2 separate regions of the Homo sapiens genome follow, and region 1 is linked to region 2. Evidence: read pairs that join two places in POLR2A ChIA-PET (ENCODE). Cell type or tissue: HCT116. All regions are shown on one strand. Each heading gives the region's core, and the rest is flanking DNA. Links, peaks and the distances in the headings are about the cores only.

Region 1 (7,993 bases), core at 2,350-4,849, 380 kb after region 2:
GGAGTGGTAGTGCAGGTCTGTAGTCCCAGCTACCCAGCTGCTGGAGAGGCTGAGGTGGGAGGATCGCATGAGTCCAGGAGTTCAAGGCTGTAGTGAGCGATGACTGTGCCATTGCACTCCAGCCTGGGCAACAGAGCAAGACCCTGCCCCAGCTCAGAAGAGAAAAGGACATAAAGAAAATATTTTTGTAGTTGTACAACATGTTTATGTTTTAGGCTGTTATTATAAAAGAGTTTAAAAAAATTTAAAAGTTTATAAAGAAAACAAGGCACAGTAAACCAAGGTGAATTTATTAAAGAAAAATTAAAAAAATAAATTTAGTGAAGCCTAAATGTAAGATATTTATGAAGTCTACAGTAGTGTAATGTCCTAGGCCTTCACATTCACTCACCACTCACTCACTGACTCACCCAGAGCAATTTCCAGTCCTGCAAGATCCATTCATGGCATACACGGTATATGTATGTGTGTGTGTGTGTGTATACATATGTGTGTGTGTTTATGTATCTATATATATAGATGCACCATTTAAAAAATACTGCATTTTTACTGCACCTTTTCTTTTTAGATACACAAATACTTACCATTGTGTTCCAACTGCCTATAGTAATTCAGTGCAGAAACATGCTGTACAGGTTTGTAGCCCAGGAGCAATAGGTTATACCATATAGCTTAGGTGTGTAGTAGGCCATACCATCCAGATTTGTGTAAGTATACTCTATGATGTTTGCACAATGATGAAATCACCTAATAACACATTTCTCAGAATGTATACCCGTTGTTAAGTGACTCATGACTGTACTTTAAAATGGCCAACTTTATGTTATCTGTATTTTACCACAATAAACAAAACAAAAAAGGTTTCAGGGTCATCTGGGACCTTTTTTTATTTCTCTTTCAATGTTCAGCATACCAATTCAAATATCAAAAACTCTAAGAAGTCCTGTAAGTAATCTGTATAACTTTATATAAGTCAATATTTTTTCAACTTATCACATTTCTATAAGTCAAAGACACACAATTTCACAGTTTCTGAAATAGAAATAAATCTTTACAATTTATGTGTACAACTGTTGTGATGGTATTCTTTGTGTGCCTAGAAGTGATTATTAAGCTGTAGTGCATCTTATCCACTGTCTCCTCAAATCAAGGAATTATGGAATTTTATTGCAGAAACTTTTGTTTGAGGCTCATAGTCTACTAATACCTCAGAGGACCCAGGTGTTGTCTGCTGCTTACAATGGTAGTCCCCAAAGTGGAGTGTGTGGGAAAAAAAAAAAAATCACAACTTTACCATTCTTTCATAATTTTTATATATAGGTAGCTATCTATCTATATAAAACAGTATACATAATATATAGTGACAAAACAAATGTACACAGCATATAAGGACAAACAAATCTAACTATACATATAAAACAATGTATATAATATATAAGGACAGTAGTTAAAAAAAAAAAAAAAAAGAGAACCTACTCTTTTAGGGCTCTGCTCTTGTATAGCTAGCGAGACCTAGAGCTGAAACTCTGCCCTAGCTCCAGGTTACCTTTTCTCTCTCCAGATATGAAATGTGAAGCGTGGCCAGGGGCACTGAGTCAGGGATGCTGAGCTTGCAAACCTGCCTTTCAGAAATTCTTCATCTTTACCTCTTAAAGCAGTTAAACCATCATTTCCTTGAAAAACTTAGAATATAATATGCTCCTTAAATTGTGTCAGGGTACTAATCCTAGAAGTTATCAAGTCTCTCATTTTAGAGTCTTCATAAAGTATTAAAAATGCAACTTAAGGCCGGGGACGGCGGCTCACGCCTGTAATCCCAGCACTTTGGGAAGCTGAGGTGGGCGGATCACGAGGTCAGGAGTTTGAGACCAGCTTGACCAACATGGTGAAACTCTGTCTCTACTAAAAATACAAAAATTAGCCTGGCGTGGTGGCGCGCACTTGTAATCCCAGCTACTCAGGAGGCTGAGGCAGGAGAATCGCTTGAACACGGGAGGCGGAGGTTGCAGTGAGCCGAGATCACACCACTGCACTCCAGCCTAGGTGACAGAGTGAGACTCCGTCTCAAAAAAAAAAAAAAAAAAAAAGAAACGCAACTTAAAAGAACAGAAAACTTCACCAACAAAACTATTCTTTGAACAGGCAACAATCATAGAGCAACGCTCTTTTGAGTTCTCCTCAGATGTGACAGACAAAATACTAACAAGACCATACATTTTCCTAACTCAAGAACCAGACTATTTATGTGAGCCCAAACCTAGAAATATCAATAACTTGGGCAACTGTAGAAACAAAGAATCCCAAATCCCAGGAGCCAACTGGGTATGGTGCATTTCCTCTGATACTGAAGGCACATCCTTGATCCTATTTCACAATGACAATGTCCAGTCTAAAAATGTGGCAAAAGGGAGAAGCAAATCTAAAAGATCAGAATTTTCCAGGTAAGTGTAAAAACTGTTAGATGTTAATTCTGATTGCTGGTGGGACACATTAATGAATATTGTTTTAAATAAAGTTAAACCAATTGTTTTGTTTTCTCTAATACAAAATGTTGGTTTGTATACTATAAAATTATTTCTTCTCTCATGCCACATGAAATACTCCAAAAATACTCTGCTTTGAAGATTGAATCTTACACAAGTTCTGGTAAAAAAAAAAAACCGTAACCTTTCTGCATGTCCAAGCATTCAAGCACCCACCCCCGCAACCCTGCCCTGGGGCCTTTAAAAAAAACAACAACAACAAAAAAAACCTTGTCACCTAAAGTGACTGTGGTAGAGGCATTTGAGAATTTCAGACAGTATCAAAGAGATATCTGATCTAAACAAACAAATGAAAACACTGCCACTTCCAATCTTGAGCCAGCATCATGGTTGCTTAAAGGTATGTTAAATAACCTATCCTTTGTACTTTGGATGTAAGTAGCCATAGTTTAAAAAGTGGTATGGTTTAAAAAAAAAAAAAACCACTCTCATTTCAATCCAAGGATTATGAAGACTAAATCGGAAAATCAGACAAATCAGAAACAAATCTAACTTTTTTTTTGAGACAGAGTTTTGCTCTTGTCGCCCAGGCCAGAGTGCAGTGCACTGCAACCTCTGCCTCCAGGCTTCAGCGACTCTCCTGCCTCAGCTTCTTGAGTAGATGGGATTACAGGTGCCCACCACCATGCCTGGCTAATTTTTGTATTTTTAGTAGAGATGGGGTTTGACCATGTTGGCCAGGCTGGTCTCGAACTCCTGATCTCAGGTGATGTGCCCGCCTCGGCCACCCATAGTGCTGGGTTTACGGGTGTGAGCCACTGCATCTGGCCCAAATCTAACTTTTAATAAGGTCATGGTATAAAACAAATATATTTGTACTCTCACCTATTCCATACTCACCTTGTTATACTAGGTTCTCAGTCCTTTGGAAATACAAAATGTTTTCAAAGTTCCTTGACACCTATTTTGCATTTAAGGGTACCTTTTATCCCAGCTGTTGGAGATTTCTCCAAGTGTCCATACTTTGAACAGAAAAGTCAGAATCCTGGGAATAACCATCTTTAAAGATGCTTTAAAGCCCAGAGTTTTTACCAGTGTTTCCCTGTGCCTTTGCATGTTTATCTAGAATTCCAGAGGCCTAAAATAAGGATCTAGAGCTATTCTAGGACATGCACTGCTTGGCTCATTGCTTCATTAACCTGACCTAGTTTAGCAAAAAATTTGCCAGCCCTCCTTCCATGAAAGTATTCACTCAGCTACTTTAATGGGGAATGTTAACAGTAATCTGACTCAAGTTTTTCAAAAGATTTTCTATTCTCCCTGTGGCCTTTACATCAGGGAAATATATGGGCAGGAAAAGGGAGGCAGCAACCTCTATGCTAGTTTCTGGAGAGAAACTATGGTATGAAAAGACTGCAAGTCCATGTGCTTTTTAAAAAGAAAAGGTCACAGATACATACCTGTTTCATCCTTGCTGCAGCTCTATTTGAAAATAGAATCGACCTCTCCTTTTGGAAGCAGGATGGGCACATTTCGAGGGCTCGACTATAAGAACTTTCAGCTTCTATATAATCTGAGGATAAGAGAAAGGATGAATGGTCATTTTGATTTTATTCCTGATACTACTATATTCCACAGGATCTCAGAAGCACTGTTTTCCATTCATAGGATGAAGGTTTTGAGTTAAAAGATGGTAACAGTCTATTAAGTCTGGCGCAGTAAAAATCATTTCTTCTTTTCTTCTCTCTTTAAAGGAACAGTGCTTGCTTGTGCCAATCTCACAGGCTGTGCTTGGTGAACTGACAGCTGAACATGCTGTCAGTGACAAGCCCTCAATACTCAGGAGTCCTGGCATTCCCTCAATGTTCAGTTTTCATTTGGCTGGGCAATTCAGAAAGGAGTTTTCAAAGGAGGTTACAGAACTGGACAGAGGAAAGAGACTAAACTCTGGGATCCATGGCCTGAGATAAAGAAAAAAATTATACATATTTGTTTTCATTAAATCTGTTGTGCTTTCATACAGTCAACCTGGCTAAAACAGCATCCGTGAAATGTTTGAAGAGAGACATTTGATAGAGCTAAAAGGAACAATGTAAAAATCAATATTTAAATCAAGACCTTAAAAGAGAAAATGGTGAAAAAGAGAATTATGGTCAGGATACTAATAGAAAATTGCCTATGTACTCCTTTCTCAGGTTTGAAATATTTAATATTAACATACAAAAAATATGCTTCCAAAATTAGAAGTGTTTATTCTATTAGAAAACAGTATTAATGATTACTAAACCAAGATATAGGAAAAAAAAAAAAACCCTAAAATCTGAAATCAGGTAATAGGGTAACTTTTGGAAAACAATAAGAAAAAAATTAAAAACCTGAAAATAACTAGCGGAAAATGTTAACACTCCTAGATTTCTGAAGCATATACACTTTAAGATGTGACAGAAGACTTTTGCTCTAAGATCAAATAGTTACCCCAAATTATCAGAATGAACCCCACCAACTTATTTCTAAGCAAATGTAGAAAATGCAGAAGGACATGAAGAATCTCCCTACTTAAGGCATCCAAAGAAAATGGCACATGAAAGAGCAACCTTTCTGAAGCAGTTTGGAGAATTTAAAAAAAGAAAGAAAGAAAGAAAGAGCAACCAAAGGACAGGCAGCCCTAGGCCATACCAGAGCAGTCAGGCTGCTTTCACAGCCCCACAGCAAGTGAGGAGCGGCGACTCTGCTTTCACAGCAATGCAGCACATAACCTTTAATATTCCAGGTTAGTGTTTTCCAAAGCAAGAGCTCAAGAGTTTTACCCCTGATTCTAGACTAACAGATAGTGGATTACAGAAAGACTATGCATGTGCCAAGAGACAAATGGTAACTGGTCACCATCAGATGAATAATTTGGCCTGGTTAAAAACTCAAAATGCCAAGGTACTGGGAAGCAACACTGTATTGTGAAGTCTGGTTTTGGGGTTTCTTCAGATGTTCTTTGGGGTTTCTTCACAGACTCTACAACAGGATGAGGAGTCAAGATGACCAGATTATCAGTGCTGAAAGTCGTCTTACCTCCTTTCTTAAACTGTTCATTTCCCTCCTCCTTTAGTCTAGTGCTCTCTTCTCTTCTTTTCTGAAAGACATCAGAGAATTACATAATTTCTCACAATATTATTATAAGTGAACAAAAAGGTGAGCTTTCCTTATGCACAAGTCTATTTAATAGGCAACAGTCTGACTTTTGAGAACTGCATCAGTTTCACCAAAACCTTGTACAGTGATAGAGGAAAAAAAACACATGACCATCAGGCTAATTATCAATTGCATTCTTGATGTTTAAAACAAAAAATGTAGGTCTTCTTGGCATGTCCTTTGCTTTCTATGTTTCTATCTTTTGCAATGGAATGATAATTACAGTATCACTTAATTTCTACTTACTCAGAAATGAAACTAAATAACATACCCACTGGTGTGCATACCAGTGTAAATTCAAATTGTAGCTTCTAGTACTTACTAGTTATGTGGCCTCGGACAAGTTTCAGAATCTTTCTGAGCCTTAGTTTCTTCATTTCAAAAATGAAGCTTTAATAGTATTATGGACTACTGTTTAATGGATTAATGTCATAATATACATAAAGCTGCCCATACAGTGACTAGCAAATAAGGGCTCAATAAATAAGCTATTATTTTCTGTGAAATAAGTACTTTAATCCTTATAAGAACCCTTCATGGTTTGTGTCATGAAGGAGACACAGTATGCTAGGAGAGCACATTTGTGGGTACAAGCCAAGTCTGTAGGGTTAGGGCAGTATACTGTTAGCAGGTTAACATAGGAAAATGTGAAGAAACCTAAATAAATAAGTCTGTCTTTTCTTAGCTTATTCAAACAACTCAGAAACTCACATAGATGGCCAAAAACTCATCAAACACAAAGGCTGAGAGAATGTTATCCTGCAAAGCAAAGTAGACGCATGCTGAGTGTGTGCACTTTTTTGTGGAACATCTTAACAATATAACTGGCACAAGCCAAACCAGAAGAGTCTGTATGCCTGCCACCTTTTGACAGTGCTTTAAAACAAAAACAACAAAAAAACCCCAAAAACAGAAAATCTACCAAAGTCCCTTAAAAAAAAAAAAAAAAAAAAAGAGATAGGGTCTCACTATGTTGTCCAGGCTAGAGTGCAGTGTCTATTCACAGATGTGATCAACACACACTATAACCTTGAACTCTTGGACTCAAGTGATCCTTCTGCCTCAGCCTCCTGAGTAGATGGGACTATAGGTGCACACCACTGTGCTGGGCTCTTTCCTCCTTCTTGAAGCTTCTGATTAAGTAATTTCAAAGGGAGGAAATACAGTTAGCATTCTGATTAAGTAATTTCAAAGGGAGGAAATACAGTTAGCAGGGTATTTCATGCACAAGAGAAGCCTGGAACCTAAACAATTGGTCCTTTTAACATGAGGAACTGATATGATCTGTGTTCCTACCCAAATATCCCCACGGGTCAAGGGACGGACCCTGGATCATGGGGACGGTTCCCCCATGTTGTTCTCATGATAGTGAGTTCACTTTCATGAGAACTGATGGTTTTCAAGTGCCACACTTTAAAACCATCAGCTTTCTCTTCACTTTCCGCCATGATTGTTAAGTTTCCTGAGGCCTCTATAGCCATGTGGAACTGTGAGTCAATTCAACCTCTTTTGTTTATAAATCACCCACTCTCAGGCAATTCTTAATAGCAGTGTGAAAATGGATTAATACAGGAACCAAAATAAAAACATTCTTTCTCTGGAAAAGATTTGTCAATATGCTATTGATGAGACCGGGTATTTCCCAAATGTCTTATTATTACACTATGGATTAAACAGAGCACTTGATGAATCTCAGTGAGGAAACTAAAAGGTAAGTATAGAGTGAATCTAATTTTTATGGTACATACTATGTGCCAGACACACAGCAGGTACAAATAACAATTCATTTTAAGATATAACGTATCTGAGGGAAGGGCTATTCTAAAGGAATTCAGAAAAAAATAAAATATAAGAATATGGCCATATTTACCTAGTACTACCCATAAGAAAGATGCTTAGATTGTAATGATCTCTACTGTATTGATTAGGGTTACTGGATGCAAGCAAAAGACTATCTTAAGCAAAAAACTTTAGGGGGCAGGTTTACTGGCAAGGTATCAGTGCTCACAGAATCAGTGAGAGGCTTAACGAATAGGCTTAGAAAGCAGGTAGAACTTGGCTGGGCGTGGTGGCTCACGCCTGTAATCCCAGCACTTTGGGAGGCTGAGGCAGGCAGATCATGAGGTCAAGAGATTGAGACCATCCTGGCCGACATAGTGAAACCCTGTCTCTACTAAAAATACCCCCCCAAAAAAAAAAATTAGCTGGGTGTGGTGGCAGGCGCCTGTAGTCCCAGCTACTCAGGAGTCTGAGGCAGGAGAATCACTCGAACCTGGGAGGCGGAGGCTGGAGTGAGTCAAGGCCGCGCCACTGCACTCTAGCCTGGC
Region 2 (4,013 bases), core at 153-2,652:
TGGACAAGTATAACATACTGGTTTAGAGAACTGACTTTGGAGTCAGAGTTGTGTTTGAAGTCCTTATTTCTTACTACAATGTGTTCTTGGCTGAGGATCTTACCTCTCAGAACCTGTTTCTTCACTGTAAAATGGTGTTCATCAGACCTATCTACTGGGCTTATTGTGAAGATTAGATGAGGTGATACACGGTAGGCTCGAGAAATGGTAGCTGTTTTAATAAAGATTAAATTTACCGTTGTTGTGCTTCTCTTCGCAGTATATTTAGGCCATCAGTTTATATGTTACACAAATATATGTGGAGGTTTTCTATAGGTCAGACATAGAAGAGAACACCTTTGAGAAGCATCGTAGACCCCCAGGCATTGAGCACTTTCCACTGGGAAAGAGCTTGTGTAAAGGCCCAGTGTCTACAGGGAGCACGGTTTGTTAGAGGAACTAGAGGAACTACAAGAAGGTCTATGTAGTTAGTAGAGAAGGAAGCGGGGATAGTTGTAATGGTGAGGCTGGAAGGTAGGCAGGTGCCAGACCATGGTGGACCGTGTAGGTGTGTTAAAAAGATGTCAGTTTTTAGAGTACGAATGATAAAATCCTTTGGAGCGTCATTTTTTTTTTTTTTTTTTTGAGACGTAGTCTAGCTCTGTCGCCCAGGCTGGAGTGCAGTGACGCAATATCAGCTCACTGCAATATCGGCCTCCTGGGTTCAGGTGATTCTCCTGTCTCAGCCTCCCGAGTAGCTAGGATTACAGGTGCACGCCACCACGCCTGGCTGATTTTTTTGTATATGCTTAGTAGCGACGGGGTTTCGCCAGGTTGGCCAGGCTGGTCTCAAACTCCTTACCTCAGGTGATCCGCCCGCCTCGGCCTCCCAAAGTGCTGGGATTACAGGTGTGAACCATCGCACCCAGGTGTCACTATTCGTTATGATAGTTATTAGCCACTTGTGGTTATTGAGACTGGAAATGTGATTAGTTTAAATAAGTGTAAAACCCATATCAACTTTTAAAGACAGAGTTGTTTTTTTTCTAATTCAAATTTGCAATTATAATATGTTGGATATATTACATTAAATAAAATCTTGTAAAAGTAATTTTACCTGTTTATTTTTACTTTTTTAATGTGACTACTGGAAAACATAAAATTACATGTGGGACTAGCATTGTATTTCTCTTAGATGGTGCTGTATTGAATTTTTGGACGGTACTGCATTGGAGGATTTTAAGCTTGGGCAGTAGGACATTGTATTAATCTGTTTTCACATTGCCAATGAAGACATAGCCCAGACCTGCCAATTTACTAAAGAAGTAAGTTTGTTGGACTTAACAGTTCCACGTGGCTGGGGAGGCCTCACAAACATGGTGAAAGGTACCTCTCACATGGCGGCAACAATAGAGAATGAGAGCCAAGCAAAACGGGTTTCCCTTTATCAAACCATGAGATCTCGTGAAACTTATTCATTACCAGGAGAACAGTATGGGAGAAACTGCCGCCATGATTCAGTGATCTCTCACCCGGTCTCTCCCACAACACTTGGGAATTACAGGAGTACAATTCAAGATGAGATTTGGCTGGGGACACAGAGCCAAACCATGTCAGACATGATATGATCAGATTTGTGTTTTGAAAAATTAACACTGCAATGTGGAGAATTGATTGGAGGGAATCAGAAGAGTCCAGTAAGTAGGAAAAAGTAATAACTTACACTAGGGTGGTAGCAGTAAGAATGGAAAGAAGTAGATGCATTTGAATGATACTCAAAAGGTGAAAATAACTGTTCTTAGTGATGAGATAGATGTAGGGATAAGCTGAAGCACTTAATGTAAAGGGACGGATGGTGTTGTCTTTCATTAAGATAGGGAAGAGTAGGAGATTAGATTTCAGAGGGAAGATCATGAGATTGAATTAAGACGTATTGAGTTTAAATGCCTCTGGCCTCTAAGTGGAGATGTCAAGTAAGCAATTGGATATATGTATCTGAAGCTCAGATAAAAAGTCTTGAATAGAAAAATACGTTGTTCCTTTATTATTTTTTATTTTATAGAAAAATAAGTTGGAGAGCCAGCAGTGTTGTATTGTGACCATTGAAGCCTTGGAAGTAAATGAGCTTATCCATTAGTGGGAGTTTAGAGTGGCTTAAAAGGTGCTGACTGAGCCTTGAGGAATCCAACATTAAATAACTGGGCAAAATTTGATGACAAGAGAGGTACAAGAAAAACCAAGAGGGCCAGGCACAGTGGCTCACGCCTGTAATCCCAGCACTTTGGGAGGCCAAGGTGGGCAGATGGCCTGGGGTCAGGAGTTTGAGAGCAGCCTGGCCAGTGTGGTGAAATCCTGTCACTACAAAAAATACGAAAAAATTAGCCGGGCATGGTGGCGGGCACCTGTAATCGAGCTACTCGGGAGACTGAGGCAGGAGAATCGCTTGAACCTGGGAGGCGGAGGTTGCAGTGAGCTGAGATCATGCCACTGCACTCCAGCCTGGGCAACAGAGCGAGACTCTGTCTCTAAAAAAAAAAGAAAAAGAAAAACCAAGAGAATGTAGTGTCAGGGAAGTCAAGACATAATATATAAAAAGGGAAGGAACAGAGCTGAAAAATGTCCATTGGATTTAGCACAATGGTCCTTGATGACTTAATGATGTAACTCTTTTCTTTAGAATGGTAGGGAATGGAGGGCTAAGTTAGAGTGAGTGAGGATGAAAATAGAAGGTGAGGAAATGGAGGCAGTGAATATAGATAACTCTTGAGATATTCATTCTTGAAGGGGTACAGAGATAGGACCCTCTTTTCTCTCATTAAGAGTTACTGTGTTAGAAAAGTTTGAGACATACACAGAAAGAGGGATTAAGGATGGATATGAGAAAAGAGTCCTGTGAAATTTTAAATACACGTGTGTGTCTCTCTCCATTTGTAAATTGGAGTTGAGAGAGAAACAGTGCTAACAGTATGTAGAGACCTTGAGGAGGGGGAAGAGACCCTTCCTTACACATAATATAGGAGAAAAAAAAACATATGAAACAGTATATATTATTAGGATGTATTTTTGGTAGTTTGAGTGAATTCATGAAGGCCTACTTTTTACTGTAAGTTTCACTTCTTTTCCTAGAGGAGGCCAGATAACCATGTCAGCCACAGTTGTAGATGCAGTTAATGCTGCACCCCTATCGGGGTCCAAAGAAATGAGTTTGGAAGAACCAAAGAAGATGACCAGAGAGGACTGGAGAAAGAAGAAGGAGCTAGAAGAACAGCGAAAATTGGGCAATGCTCCTGCAGAAGTTGATGAAGAAGGAAAGTAAGTACTTAATTTTTTGTATGATCCATTCATTCAGAATTCAAATTCATGTCTACTTAGTTTATTAATTTTTCATCCTTTGAGAGGAACCTCTCTTCATTTATGTCATTTTTGTTTTTTATTTTATCAAACTCATATGCATATGGTTTAATAATGAAATTATGTTGAAGGGCTTATAATGAATAGCAACAGTCCTTTTTTACCGTTCCCACCCCTGGCCTGCTCTACAGAAGTGACTGCTATGAAATCTTTCTATTTTGAGTTTTTCTGGTTGTTACCGTCACATCTCTAGATAATAATACCTACACAATTATTTTAATTAATTGACTATAGACATTATTTGAACCAAAACTTCTTGTGATAGAAGATTTAGATTACTAACACACATCTCTATTTTCCTTCCTCTCTTGTCCCCCTTCAGTTATATCACTATTCTTAGTTTCTTAGTTGGAAATATTTTCACTCTAAAATAAATTACTTCTTTATTTTTAATTATTCTTTATTATAGTATAGAGATAGCAACCTTGTTCTCTTCCCCCTACCACTGCAATATTTCTGTTCTTAGATTTTGTATAAGCTACCTTTGTAATTGTAATACTGATTATTTTCCAATTTTATCCTTAAATTTTTTTTTTTTTTACTTTAATTACAGAGACATCAACCCCCATATTCCTCAGTATATTTCTTCAGTGCCATGGTATATTGATCCTTCAAAAAGACCT

What was found. Peaks named below come from ENCODE experiments on the same cell type or tissue, not always from the same donor. Only the 100,000 strongest peaks of a DNase experiment are listed, where the experiment ranks them.
Region 1: POLR2A ChIA-PET joins it to region 2 with 5 read pairs; 8 of 35 experiments call an interaction of 5 or more read pairs at or near these places.

The regions. Positions count from the first base shown.
Region 1 is chr5:160,032,754-160,040,746 of GRCh38, reverse strand. TTC1 (tetratricopeptide repeat domain 1) reads right to left here. Exons shown (of 8, transcript NM_003314.3): 3 at 5,547-5,607; 4 at 3,944-4,056. Among named protein-coding and RNA genes, the nearest start is that of TTC1, 28 kb to the right of the region's middle. In HCT116, for the core only: no CTCF peak of the experiment used is centred there; no DNase peak of the experiment used is centred there.
Region 2 is chr5:160,414,403-160,418,415 of GRCh38, reverse strand. SLU7 (spliceosome associated SLU7) reads left to right here. Exons shown (of 16, transcript NM_006425.5): 2 at 3,106-3,291; 3 at 3,944-4,013. The coding sequence starts at 3,122. Among named protein-coding and RNA genes, the nearest start is that of SLU7, 2.7 kb to the left of the region's middle. In HCT116, for the core only: no CTCF peak of the experiment used is centred there; no DNase peak of the experiment used is centred there; H3K4me3 peaks cover 501 bases.